2 separate regions of the Homo sapiens genome follow, and region 2 is linked to region 1. A link is an interaction called in ENCODE POLR2A ChIA-PET data of the cell type or tissue named here. Cell type or tissue: HCT116. All regions are shown on one strand. Each heading gives the region's core, and the rest is flanking DNA. Links, peaks and the distances in the headings are about the cores only.

Evidence for each region. ChIA-PET counts read pairs that join two places held together with the same protein. Peaks named below come from ENCODE experiments on the same cell type or tissue, not always from the same donor. Only the 100,000 strongest peaks of a DNase experiment are listed, where the experiment ranks them.
Region 2: POLR2A ChIA-PET joins it to region 1 with 5 read pairs; 8 of 35 experiments call an interaction of 5 or more read pairs at or near these places.

What each region holds. Positions count from the first base shown.
Region 1 is chr5:160,414,353-160,418,365 of GRCh38, forward strand. SLU7 (spliceosome associated SLU7) reads right to left here. Exons shown (of 16, transcript NM_006425.5): 2 at 773-958; 3 at 1-120. The coding sequence starts at 942. Among named protein-coding and RNA genes, the nearest start is that of SLU7, 2.7 kb to the right of the region's middle. In HCT116, for the core only: no CTCF peak of the experiment used is centred there; no DNase peak of the experiment used is centred there; H3K4me3 peaks cover 501 bases.
Region 2 is chr5:160,033,818-160,041,810 of GRCh38, forward strand. It overlaps TTC1 (tetratricopeptide repeat domain 1), which reads left to right. Exons shown (of 8, transcript NM_003314.3): 3 at 1,323-1,383; 4 at 2,874-2,986. Among named protein-coding and RNA genes, the nearest start is that of TTC1, 29 kb to the left of the region's middle. In HCT116, for the core only: no CTCF peak of the experiment used is centred there; no DNase peak of the experiment used is centred there.

The DNA of each region.
Region 1 (4,013 bases), core at 1,412-3,911:
GAGCTGAACTGCTTTTGTTTTTCTGGTTGTGGTCTCTGGTGTTTTAAAGTAGGTCTTTTTGAAGGATCAATATACCATGGCACTGAAGAAATATACTGAGGAATATGGGGGTTGATGTCTCTGTAATTAAAGTAAAAAAAAAAAAAATTTAAGGATAAAATTGGAAAATAATCAGTATTACAATTACAAAGGTAGCTTATACAAAATCTAAGAACAGAAATATTGCAGTGGTAGGGGGAAGAGAACAAGGTTGCTATCTCTATACTATAATAAAGAATAATTAAAAATAAAGAAGTAATTTATTTTAGAGTGAAAATATTTCCAACTAAGAAACTAAGAATAGTGATATAACTGAAGGGGGACAAGAGAGGAAGGAAAATAGAGATGTGTGTTAGTAATCTAAATCTTCTATCACAAGAAGTTTTGGTTCAAATAATGTCTATAGTCAATTAATTAAAATAATTGTGTAGGTATTATTATCTAGAGATGTGACGGTAACAACCAGAAAAACTCAAAATAGAAAGATTTCATAGCAGTCACTTCTGTAGAGCAGGCCAGGGGTGGGAACGGTAAAAAAGGACTGTTGCTATTCATTATAAGCCCTTCAACATAATTTCATTATTAAACCATATGCATATGAGTTTGATAAAATAAAAAACAAAAATGACATAAATGAAGAGAGGTTCCTCTCAAAGGATGAAAAATTAATAAACTAAGTAGACATGAATTTGAATTCTGAATGAATGGATCATACAAAAAATTAAGTACTTACTTTCCTTCTTCATCAACTTCTGCAGGAGCATTGCCCAATTTTCGCTGTTCTTCTAGCTCCTTCTTCTTTCTCCAGTCCTCTCTGGTCATCTTCTTTGGTTCTTCCAAACTCATTTCTTTGGACCCCGATAGGGGTGCAGCATTAACTGCATCTACAACTGTGGCTGACATGGTTATCTGGCCTCCTCTAGGAAAAGAAGTGAAACTTACAGTAAAAAGTAGGCCTTCATGAATTCACTCAAACTACCAAAAATACATCCTAATAATATATACTGTTTCATATGTTTTTTTTTCTCCTATATTATGTGTAAGGAAGGGTCTCTTCCCCCTCCTCAAGGTCTCTACATACTGTTAGCACTGTTTCTCTCTCAACTCCAATTTACAAATGGAGAGAGACACACACGTGTATTTAAAATTTCACAGGACTCTTTTCTCATATCCATCCTTAATCCCTCTTTCTGTGTATGTCTCAAACTTTTCTAACACAGTAACTCTTAATGAGAGAAAAGAGGGTCCTATCTCTGTACCCCTTCAAGAATGAATATCTCAAGAGTTATCTATATTCACTGCCTCCATTTCCTCACCTTCTATTTTCATCCTCACTCACTCTAACTTAGCCCTCCATTCCCTACCATTCTAAAGAAAAGAGTTACATCATTAAGTCATCAAGGACCATTGTGCTAAATCCAATGGACATTTTTCAGCTCTGTTCCTTCCCTTTTTATATATTATGTCTTGACTTCCCTGACACTACATTCTCTTGGTTTTTCTTTTTCTTTTTTTTTTAGAGACAGAGTCTCGCTCTGTTGCCCAGGCTGGAGTGCAGTGGCATGATCTCAGCTCACTGCAACCTCCGCCTCCCAGGTTCAAGCGATTCTCCTGCCTCAGTCTCCCGAGTAGCTCGATTACAGGTGCCCGCCACCATGCCCGGCTAATTTTTTCGTATTTTTTGTAGTGACAGGATTTCACCACACTGGCCAGGCTGCTCTCAAACTCCTGACCCCAGGCCATCTGCCCACCTTGGCCTCCCAAAGTGCTGGGATTACAGGCGTGAGCCACTGTGCCTGGCCCTCTTGGTTTTTCTTGTACCTCTCTTGTCATCAAATTTTGCCCAGTTATTTAATGTTGGATTCCTCAAGGCTCAGTCAGCACCTTTTAAGCCACTCTAAACTCCCACTAATGGATAAGCTCATTTACTTCCAAGGCTTCAATGGTCACAATACAACACTGCTGGCTCTCCAACTTATTTTTCTATAAAATAAAAAATAATAAAGGAACAACGTATTTTTCTATTCAAGACTTTTTATCTGAGCTTCAGATACATATATCCAATTGCTTACTTGACATCTCCACTTAGAGGCCAGAGGCATTTAAACTCAATACGTCTTAATTCAATCTCATGATCTTCCCTCTGAAATCTAATCTCCTACTCTTCCCTATCTTAATGAAAGACAACACCATCCGTCCCTTTACATTAAGTGCTTCAGCTTATCCCTACATCTATCTCATCACTAAGAACAGTTATTTTCACCTTTTGAGTATCATTCAAATGCATCTACTTCTTTCCATTCTTACTGCTACCACCCTAGTGTAAGTTATTACTTTTTCCTACTTACTGGACTCTTCTGATTCCCTCCAATCAATTCTCCACATTGCAGTGTTAATTTTTCAAAACACAAATCTGATCATATCATGTCTGACATGGTTTGGCTCTGTGTCCCCAGCCAAATCTCATCTTGAATTGTACTCCTGTAATTCCCAAGTGTTGTGGGAGAGACCGGGTGAGAGATCACTGAATCATGGCGGCAGTTTCTCCCATACTGTTCTCCTGGTAATGAATAAGTTTCACGAGATCTCATGGTTTGATAAAGGGAAACCCGTTTTGCTTGGCTCTCATTCTCTATTGTTGCCGCCATGTGAGAGGTACCTTTCACCATGTTTGTGAGGCCTCCCCAGCCACGTGGAACTGTTAAGTCCAACAAACTTACTTCTTTAGTAAATTGGCAGGTCTGGGCTATGTCTTCATTGGCAATGTGAAAACAGATTAATACAATGTCCTACTGCCCAAGCTTAAAATCCTCCAATGCAGTACCGTCCAAAAATTCAATACAGCACCATCTAAGAGAAATACAATGCTAGTCCCACATGTAATTTTATGTTTTCCAGTAGTCACATTAAAAAAGTAAAAATAAACAGGTAAAATTACTTTTACAAGATTTTATTTAATGTAATATATCCAACATATTATAATTGCAAATTTGAATTAGAAAAAAAACAACTCTGTCTTTAAAAGTTGATATGGGTTTTACACTTATTTAAACTAATCACATTTCCAGTCTCAATAACCACAAGTGGCTAATAACTATCATAACGAATAGTGACACCTGGGTGCGATGGTTCACACCTGTAATCCCAGCACTTTGGGAGGCCGAGGCGGGCGGATCACCTGAGGTAAGGAGTTTGAGACCAGCCTGGCCAACCTGGCGAAACCCCGTCGCTACTAAGCATATACAAAAAAATCAGCCAGGCGTGGTGGCGTGCACCTGTAATCCTAGCTACTCGGGAGGCTGAGACAGGAGAATCACCTGAACCCAGGAGGCCGATATTGCAGTGAGCTGATATTGCGTCACTGCACTCCAGCCTGGGCGACAGAGCTAGACTACGTCTCAAAAAAAAAAAAAAAAAAATGACGCTCCAAAGGATTTTATCATTCGTACTCTAAAAACTGACATCTTTTTAACACACCTACACGGTCCACCATGGTCTGGCACCTGCCTACCTTCCAGCCTCACCATTACAACTATCCCCGCTTCCTTCTCTACTAACTACATAGACCTTCTTGTAGTTCCTCTAGTTCCTCTAACAAACCGTGCTCCCTGTAGACACTGGGCCTTTACACAAGCTCTTTCCCAGTGGAAAGTGCTCAATGCCTGGGGGTCTACGATGCTTCTCAAAGGTGTTCTCTTCTATGTCTGACCTATAGAAAACCTCCACATATATTTGTGTAACATATAAACTGATGGCCTAAATATACTGCGAAGAGAAGCACAACAACGGTAAATTTAATCTTTATTAAAACAGCTACCATTTCTCGAGCCTACCGTGTATCACCTCATCTAATCTTCACAATAAGCCCAGTAGATAGGTCTGATGAACACCATTTTACAGTGAAGAAACAGGTTCTGAGAGGTAAGATCCTCAGCCAAGAACACATTGTAGTAAGAAATAAGGACTTCAAACAC
Region 2 (7,993 bases), core at 2,081-4,580, 380 kb before region 1:
AAAAGGACCAATTGTTTAGGTTCCAGGCTTCTCTTGTGCATGAAATACCCTGCTAACTGTATTTCCTCCCTTTGAAATTACTTAATCAGAATGCTAACTGTATTTCCTCCCTTTGAAATTACTTAATCAGAAGCTTCAAGAAGGAGGAAAGAGCCCAGCACAGTGGTGTGCACCTATAGTCCCATCTACTCAGGAGGCTGAGGCAGAAGGATCACTTGAGTCCAAGAGTTCAAGGTTATAGTGTGTGTTGATCACATCTGTGAATAGACACTGCACTCTAGCCTGGACAACATAGTGAGACCCTATCTCTTTTTTTTTTTTTTTTTTTTTAAGGGACTTTGGTAGATTTTCTGTTTTTGGGGTTTTTTTGTTGTTTTTGTTTTAAAGCACTGTCAAAAGGTGGCAGGCATACAGACTCTTCTGGTTTGGCTTGTGCCAGTTATATTGTTAAGATGTTCCACAAAAAAGTGCACACACTCAGCATGCGTCTACTTTGCTTTGCAGGATAACATTCTCTCAGCCTTTGTGTTTGATGAGTTTTTGGCCATCTATGTGAGTTTCTGAGTTGTTTGAATAAGCTAAGAAAAGACAGACTTATTTATTTAGGTTTCTTCACATTTTCCTATGTTAACCTGCTAACAGTATACTGCCCTAACCCTACAGACTTGGCTTGTACCCACAAATGTGCTCTCCTAGCATACTGTGTCTCCTTCATGACACAAACCATGAAGGGTTCTTATAAGGATTAAAGTACTTATTTCACAGAAAATAATAGCTTATTTATTGAGCCCTTATTTGCTAGTCACTGTATGGGCAGCTTTATGTATATTATGACATTAATCCATTAAACAGTAGTCCATAATACTATTAAAGCTTCATTTTTGAAATGAAGAAACTAAGGCTCAGAAAGATTCTGAAACTTGTCCGAGGCCACATAACTAGTAAGTACTAGAAGCTACAATTTGAATTTACACTGGTATGCACACCAGTGGGTATGTTATTTAGTTTCATTTCTGAGTAAGTAGAAATTAAGTGATACTGTAATTATCATTCCATTGCAAAAGATAGAAACATAGAAAGCAAAGGACATGCCAAGAAGACCTACATTTTTTGTTTTAAACATCAAGAATGCAATTGATAATTAGCCTGATGGTCATGTGTTTTTTTTCCTCTATCACTGTACAAGGTTTTGGTGAAACTGATGCAGTTCTCAAAAGTCAGACTGTTGCCTATTAAATAGACTTGTGCATAAGGAAAGCTCACCTTTTTGTTCACTTATAATAATATTGTGAGAAATTATGTAATTCTCTGATGTCTTTCAGAAAAGAAGAGAAGAGAGCACTAGACTAAAGGAGGAGGGAAATGAACAGTTTAAGAAAGGAGGTAAGACGACTTTCAGCACTGATAATCTGGTCATCTTGACTCCTCATCCTGTTGTAGAGTCTGTGAAGAAACCCCAAAGAACATCTGAAGAAACCCCAAAACCAGACTTCACAATACAGTGTTGCTTCCCAGTACCTTGGCATTTTGAGTTTTTAACCAGGCCAAATTATTCATCTGATGGTGACCAGTTACCATTTGTCTCTTGGCACATGCATAGTCTTTCTGTAATCCACTATCTGTTAGTCTAGAATCAGGGGTAAAACTCTTGAGCTCTTGCTTTGGAAAACACTAACCTGGAATATTAAAGGTTATGTGCTGCATTGCTGTGAAAGCAGAGTCGCCGCTCCTCACTTGCTGTGGGGCTGTGAAAGCAGCCTGACTGCTCTGGTATGGCCTAGGGCTGCCTGTCCTTTGGTTGCTCTTTCTTTCTTTCTTTCTTTTTTTAAATTCTCCAAACTGCTTCAGAAAGGTTGCTCTTTCATGTGCCATTTTCTTTGGATGCCTTAAGTAGGGAGATTCTTCATGTCCTTCTGCATTTTCTACATTTGCTTAGAAATAAGTTGGTGGGGTTCATTCTGATAATTTGGGGTAACTATTTGATCTTAGAGCAAAAGTCTTCTGTCACATCTTAAAGTGTATATGCTTCAGAAATCTAGGAGTGTTAACATTTTCCGCTAGTTATTTTCAGGTTTTTAATTTTTTTCTTATTGTTTTCCAAAAGTTACCCTATTACCTGATTTCAGATTTTAGGGTTTTTTTTTTTTTCCTATATCTTGGTTTAGTAATCATTAATACTGTTTTCTAATAGAATAAACACTTCTAATTTTGGAAGCATATTTTTTGTATGTTAATATTAAATATTTCAAACCTGAGAAAGGAGTACATAGGCAATTTTCTATTAGTATCCTGACCATAATTCTCTTTTTCACCATTTTCTCTTTTAAGGTCTTGATTTAAATATTGATTTTTACATTGTTCCTTTTAGCTCTATCAAATGTCTCTCTTCAAACATTTCACGGATGCTGTTTTAGCCAGGTTGACTGTATGAAAGCACAACAGATTTAATGAAAACAAATATGTATAATTTTTTTCTTTATCTCAGGCCATGGATCCCAGAGTTTAGTCTCTTTCCTCTGTCCAGTTCTGTAACCTCCTTTGAAAACTCCTTTCTGAATTGCCCAGCCAAATGAAAACTGAACATTGAGGGAATGCCAGGACTCCTGAGTATTGAGGGCTTGTCACTGACAGCATGTTCAGCTGTCAGTTCACCAAGCACAGCCTGTGAGATTGGCACAAGCAAGCACTGTTCCTTTAAAGAGAGAAGAAAAGAAGAAATGATTTTTACTGCGCCAGACTTAATAGACTGTTACCATCTTTTAACTCAAAACCTTCATCCTATGAATGGAAAACAGTGCTTCTGAGATCCTGTGGAATATAGTAGTATCAGGAATAAAATCAAAATGACCATTCATCCTTTCTCTTATCCTCAGATTATATAGAAGCTGAAAGTTCTTATAGTCGAGCCCTCGAAATGTGCCCATCCTGCTTCCAAAAGGAGAGGTCGATTCTATTTTCAAATAGAGCTGCAGCAAGGATGAAACAGGTATGTATCTGTGACCTTTTCTTTTTAAAAAGCACATGGACTTGCAGTCTTTTCATACCATAGTTTCTCTCCAGAAACTAGCATAGAGGTTGCTGCCTCCCTTTTCCTGCCCATATATTTCCCTGATGTAAAGGCCACAGGGAGAATAGAAAATCTTTTGAAAAACTTGAGTCAGATTACTGTTAACATTCCCCATTAAAGTAGCTGAGTGAATACTTTCATGGAAGGAGGGCTGGCAAATTTTTTGCTAAACTAGGTCAGGTTAATGAAGCAATGAGCCAAGCAGTGCATGTCCTAGAATAGCTCTAGATCCTTATTTTAGGCCTCTGGAATTCTAGATAAACATGCAAAGGCACAGGGAAACACTGGTAAAAACTCTGGGCTTTAAAGCATCTTTAAAGATGGTTATTCCCAGGATTCTGACTTTTCTGTTCAAAGTATGGACACTTGGAGAAATCTCCAACAGCTGGGATAAAAGGTACCCTTAAATGCAAAATAGGTGTCAAGGAACTTTGAAAACATTTTGTATTTCCAAAGGACTGAGAACCTAGTATAACAAGGTGAGTATGGAATAGGTGAGAGTACAAATATATTTGTTTTATACCATGACCTTATTAAAAGTTAGATTTGGGCCAGATGCAGTGGCTCACACCCGTAAACCCAGCACTATGGGTGGCCGAGGCGGGCACATCACCTGAGATCAGGAGTTCGAGACCAGCCTGGCCAACATGGTCAAACCCCATCTCTACTAAAAATACAAAAATTAGCCAGGCATGGTGGTGGGCACCTGTAATCCCATCTACTCAAGAAGCTGAGGCAGGAGAGTCGCTGAAGCCTGGAGGCAGAGGTTGCAGTGCACTGCACTCTGGCCTGGGCGACAAGAGCAAAACTCTGTCTCAAAAAAAAAGTTAGATTTGTTTCTGATTTGTCTGATTTTCCGATTTAGTCTTCATAATCCTTGGATTGAAATGAGAGTGGTTTTTTTTTTTTTTAAACCATACCACTTTTTAAACTATGGCTACTTACATCCAAAGTACAAAGGATAGGTTATTTAACATACCTTTAAGCAACCATGATGCTGGCTCAAGATTGGAAGTGGCAGTGTTTTCATTTGTTTGTTTAGATCAGATATCTCTTTGATACTGTCTGAAATTCTCAAATGCCTCTACCACAGTCACTTTAGGTGACAAGGTTTTTTTTGTTGTTGTTGTTTTTTTTAAAGGCCCCAGGGCAGGGTTGCGGGGGTGGGTGCTTGAATGCTTGGACATGCAGAAAGGTTACGGTTTTTTTTTTTTACCAGAACTTGTGTAAGATTCAATCTTCAAAGCAGAGTATTTTTGGAGTATTTCATGTGGCATGAGAGAAGAAATAATTTTATAGTATACAAACCAACATTTTGTATTAGAGAAAACAAAACAATTGGTTTAACTTTATTTAAAACAATATTCATTAATGTGTCCCACCAGCAATCAGAATTAACATCTAACAGTTTTTACACTTACCTGGAAAATTCTGATCTTTTAGATTTGCTTCTCCCTTTTGCCACATTTTTAGACTGGACATTGTCATTGTGAAATAGGATCAAGGATGTGCCTTCAGTATCAGAGGAAATGCACCATACCCAGTTGGCTCCTGGGATTTGGGATTCTTTGTTTCTACAGTTGCCCAAGTTATTGATATTTCTAGGTTTGGGCTCACATAAATAGTCTGGTTCTTGAGTTAGGAAAATGTATGGTCTTGTTAGTATTTTGTCTGTCACATCTGAGGAGAACTCAAAAGAGCGTTGCTCTATGATTGTTGCCTGTTCAAAGAATAGTTTTGTTGGTGAAGTTTTCTGTTCTTTTAAGTTGCGTTTCTTTTTTTTTTTTTTTTTTTTTGAGACGGAGTCTCACTCTGTCACCTAGGCTGGAGTGCAGTGGTGTGATCTCGGCTCACTGCAACCTCCGCCTCCCGTGTTCAAGCGATTCTCCTGCCTCAGCCTCCTGAGTAGCTGGGATTACAAGTGCGCGCCACCACGCCAGGCTAATTTTTGTATTTTTAGTAGAGACAGAGTTTCACCATGTTGGTCAAGCTGGTCTCAAACTCCTGACCTCGTGATCCGCCCACCTCAGCTTCCCAAAGTGCTGGGATTACAGGCGTGAGCCGCCGTCCCCGGCCTTAAGTTGCATTTTTAATACTTTATGAAGACTCTAAAATGAGAGACTTGATAACTTCTAGGATTAGTACCCTGACACAATTTAAGGAGCATATTATATTCTAAGTTTTTCAAGGAAATGATGGTTTAACTGCTTTAAGAGGTAAAGATGAAGAATTTCTGAAAGGCAGGTTTGCAAGCTCAGCATCCCTGACTCAGTGCCCCTGGCCACGCTTCACATTTCATATCTGGAGAGAGAAAAGGTAACCTGGAGCTAGGGCAGAGTTTCAGCTCTAGGTCTCGCTAGCTATACAAGAGCAGAGCCCTAAAAGAGTAGGTTCTCTTTTTTTTTTTTTTTTTAACTACTGTCCTTATATATTATATACATTGTTTTATATGTATAGTTAGATTTGTTTGTCCTTATATGCTGTGTACATTTGTTTTGTCACTATATATTATGTATACTGTTTTATATAGATAGATAGCTACCTATATATAAAAATTATGAAAGAATGGTAAAGTTGTGATTTTTTTTTTTTTCCCACACACTCCACTTTGGGGACTACCATTGTAAGCAGCAGACAACACCTGGGTCCTCTGAGGTATTAGTAGACTATGAGCCTCAAACAAAAGTTTCTGCAATAAAATTCCATAATTCCTTGATTTGAGGAGACAGTGGATAAGATGCACTACAGCTTAATAATCACTTCTAGGCACACAAAGAATACCATCACAACAGTTGTACACATAAATTGTAAAGATTTATTTCTATTTCAGAAACTGTGAAATTGTGTGTCTTTGACTTATAGAAATGTGATAAGTTGAAAAAATATTGACTTATATAAAGTTATACAGATTACTTACAGGACTTCTTAGAGTTTTTGATATTTGAATTGGTATGCTGAACATTGAAAGAGAAATAAAAAAAGGTCCCAGATGACCCTGAAACCTTTTTTGTTTTGTTTATTGTGGTAAAATACAGATAACATAAAGTTGGCCATTTTAAAGTACAGTCATGAGTCACTTAACAACGGGTATACATTCTGAGAAATGTGTTATTAGGTGATTTCATCATTGTGCAAACATCATAGAGTATACTTACACAAATCTGGATGGTATGGCCTACTACACACCTAAGCTATATGGTATAACCTATTGCTCCTGGGCTACAAACCTGTACAGCATGTTTCTGCACTGAATTACTATAGGCAGTTGGAACACAATGGTAAGTATTTGTGTATCTAAAAAGAAAAGGTGCAGTAAAAATGCAGTATTTTTTAAATGGTGCATCTATATATATAGATACATAAACACACACACATATGTATACACACACACACACACATACATATACCGTGTATGCCATGAATGGATCTTGCAGGACTGGAAATTGCTCTGGGTGAGTCAGTGAGTGAGTGGTGAGTGAATGTGAAGGCCTAGGACATTACACTACTGTAGACTTCATAAATATCTTACATTTAGGCTTCACTAAATTTATTTTTTTAATTTTTCTTTAATAAATTCACCTTGGTTTACTGTGCCTTGTTTTCTTTATAAACTTTTAAATTTTTTTAAACTCTTTTATAATAACAGCCTAAAACATAAACATGTTGTACAACTACAAAAATATTTTCTTTATGTCCTTTTCTCTTCTGAGCTGGGGCAGGGTCTTGCTCTGTTGCCCAGGCTGGAGTGCAATGGCACAGTCATCGCTCACTACAGCCTTGAACTCCTGGACTCATGCGATCCTCCCACCTCAGCCTCTCCAGCAGCTGGGTAGCTGGGACTACAGACCTGCACTACCACTCCCAGCTAATTTTGTTTGGTTTTCTTTTAATTTTTTTTTTTTAATTTTTTTAGAAATGGGGTCTTGTGTTTCACAGATTAGTCTTGAACTCCTGGCCTCAAGTGGTCCTCCTGCTTTAGCCTCCCGAATCACTGGAATTATAGGCGTGAGCTACTGTGCCCAGCTATATCTTTATTCTATATACTTTTTTCTATTAAATAATTTTTTTTTTTTTTACTTTTTAAACTTTTCTGTTGAAAACTAGGATGCAAATACACACAGTAGCCTAGGCCTACACAGGATCAGGAGCATCAGTATCACTGTCTTCCAGCTCCACATCTAGTCCCACTGGAAGGTCCTCAAGAGCGACACATACATGAAACTGTCATCTCCATCTCCTATGATAAAAATGCCCTGTTCTGGAATACTTCCATACTTCCGATAGGACCTGCCTGAGGCTGTTTGACAGTACACTTTTTTTTAGTAGAAGGAGTACACTCTTAACATAATAAAAAGTAGTGTATAGTAAATACATAAACCAATAACAGCCATTTATTATCAAGTATTATGTATGTATTATGCTTTCTTTCTTTTTTTTTTTTTTTTGGAGATAGAGTTACTCTGTTGCCTAGGCTGTAGTACAATGGCGCTGTCTCAGCTCACTGCAACCTCTGCCTCCCGGTTTCAAGCAATTCTCCTGCGTCAGCCTCTTAGGTAGCTGGGATTACAGGTGTGTGCCACCATGCCCAGCTAATTTTTTTGTATTTTTTCTAGAGATGGGGTTTCACCATGTTAGCCAGGCTGGTCTTGAACTCCTGACCTCAGGTGATCCGCCCACCTTGACCTCCCAAAGTGCTGAGATTACAGGCATAAGCCACCATGCCCGGCCTGTGTTATATTTTCACATGACTTGCAGTGCAGTAGGTTTGTTTACCCCAGCATCACACCAACACCTGAGTAGTAGGTTATGCCATGATGTTATGACGGCTACTATGTCATTAGGTGATAGGAATTTTTCAGCTCCGTTATACTCCTATGGGACTACTGTTTTATACACAGTCTATCATTGATTGAAACGTCATTGTAC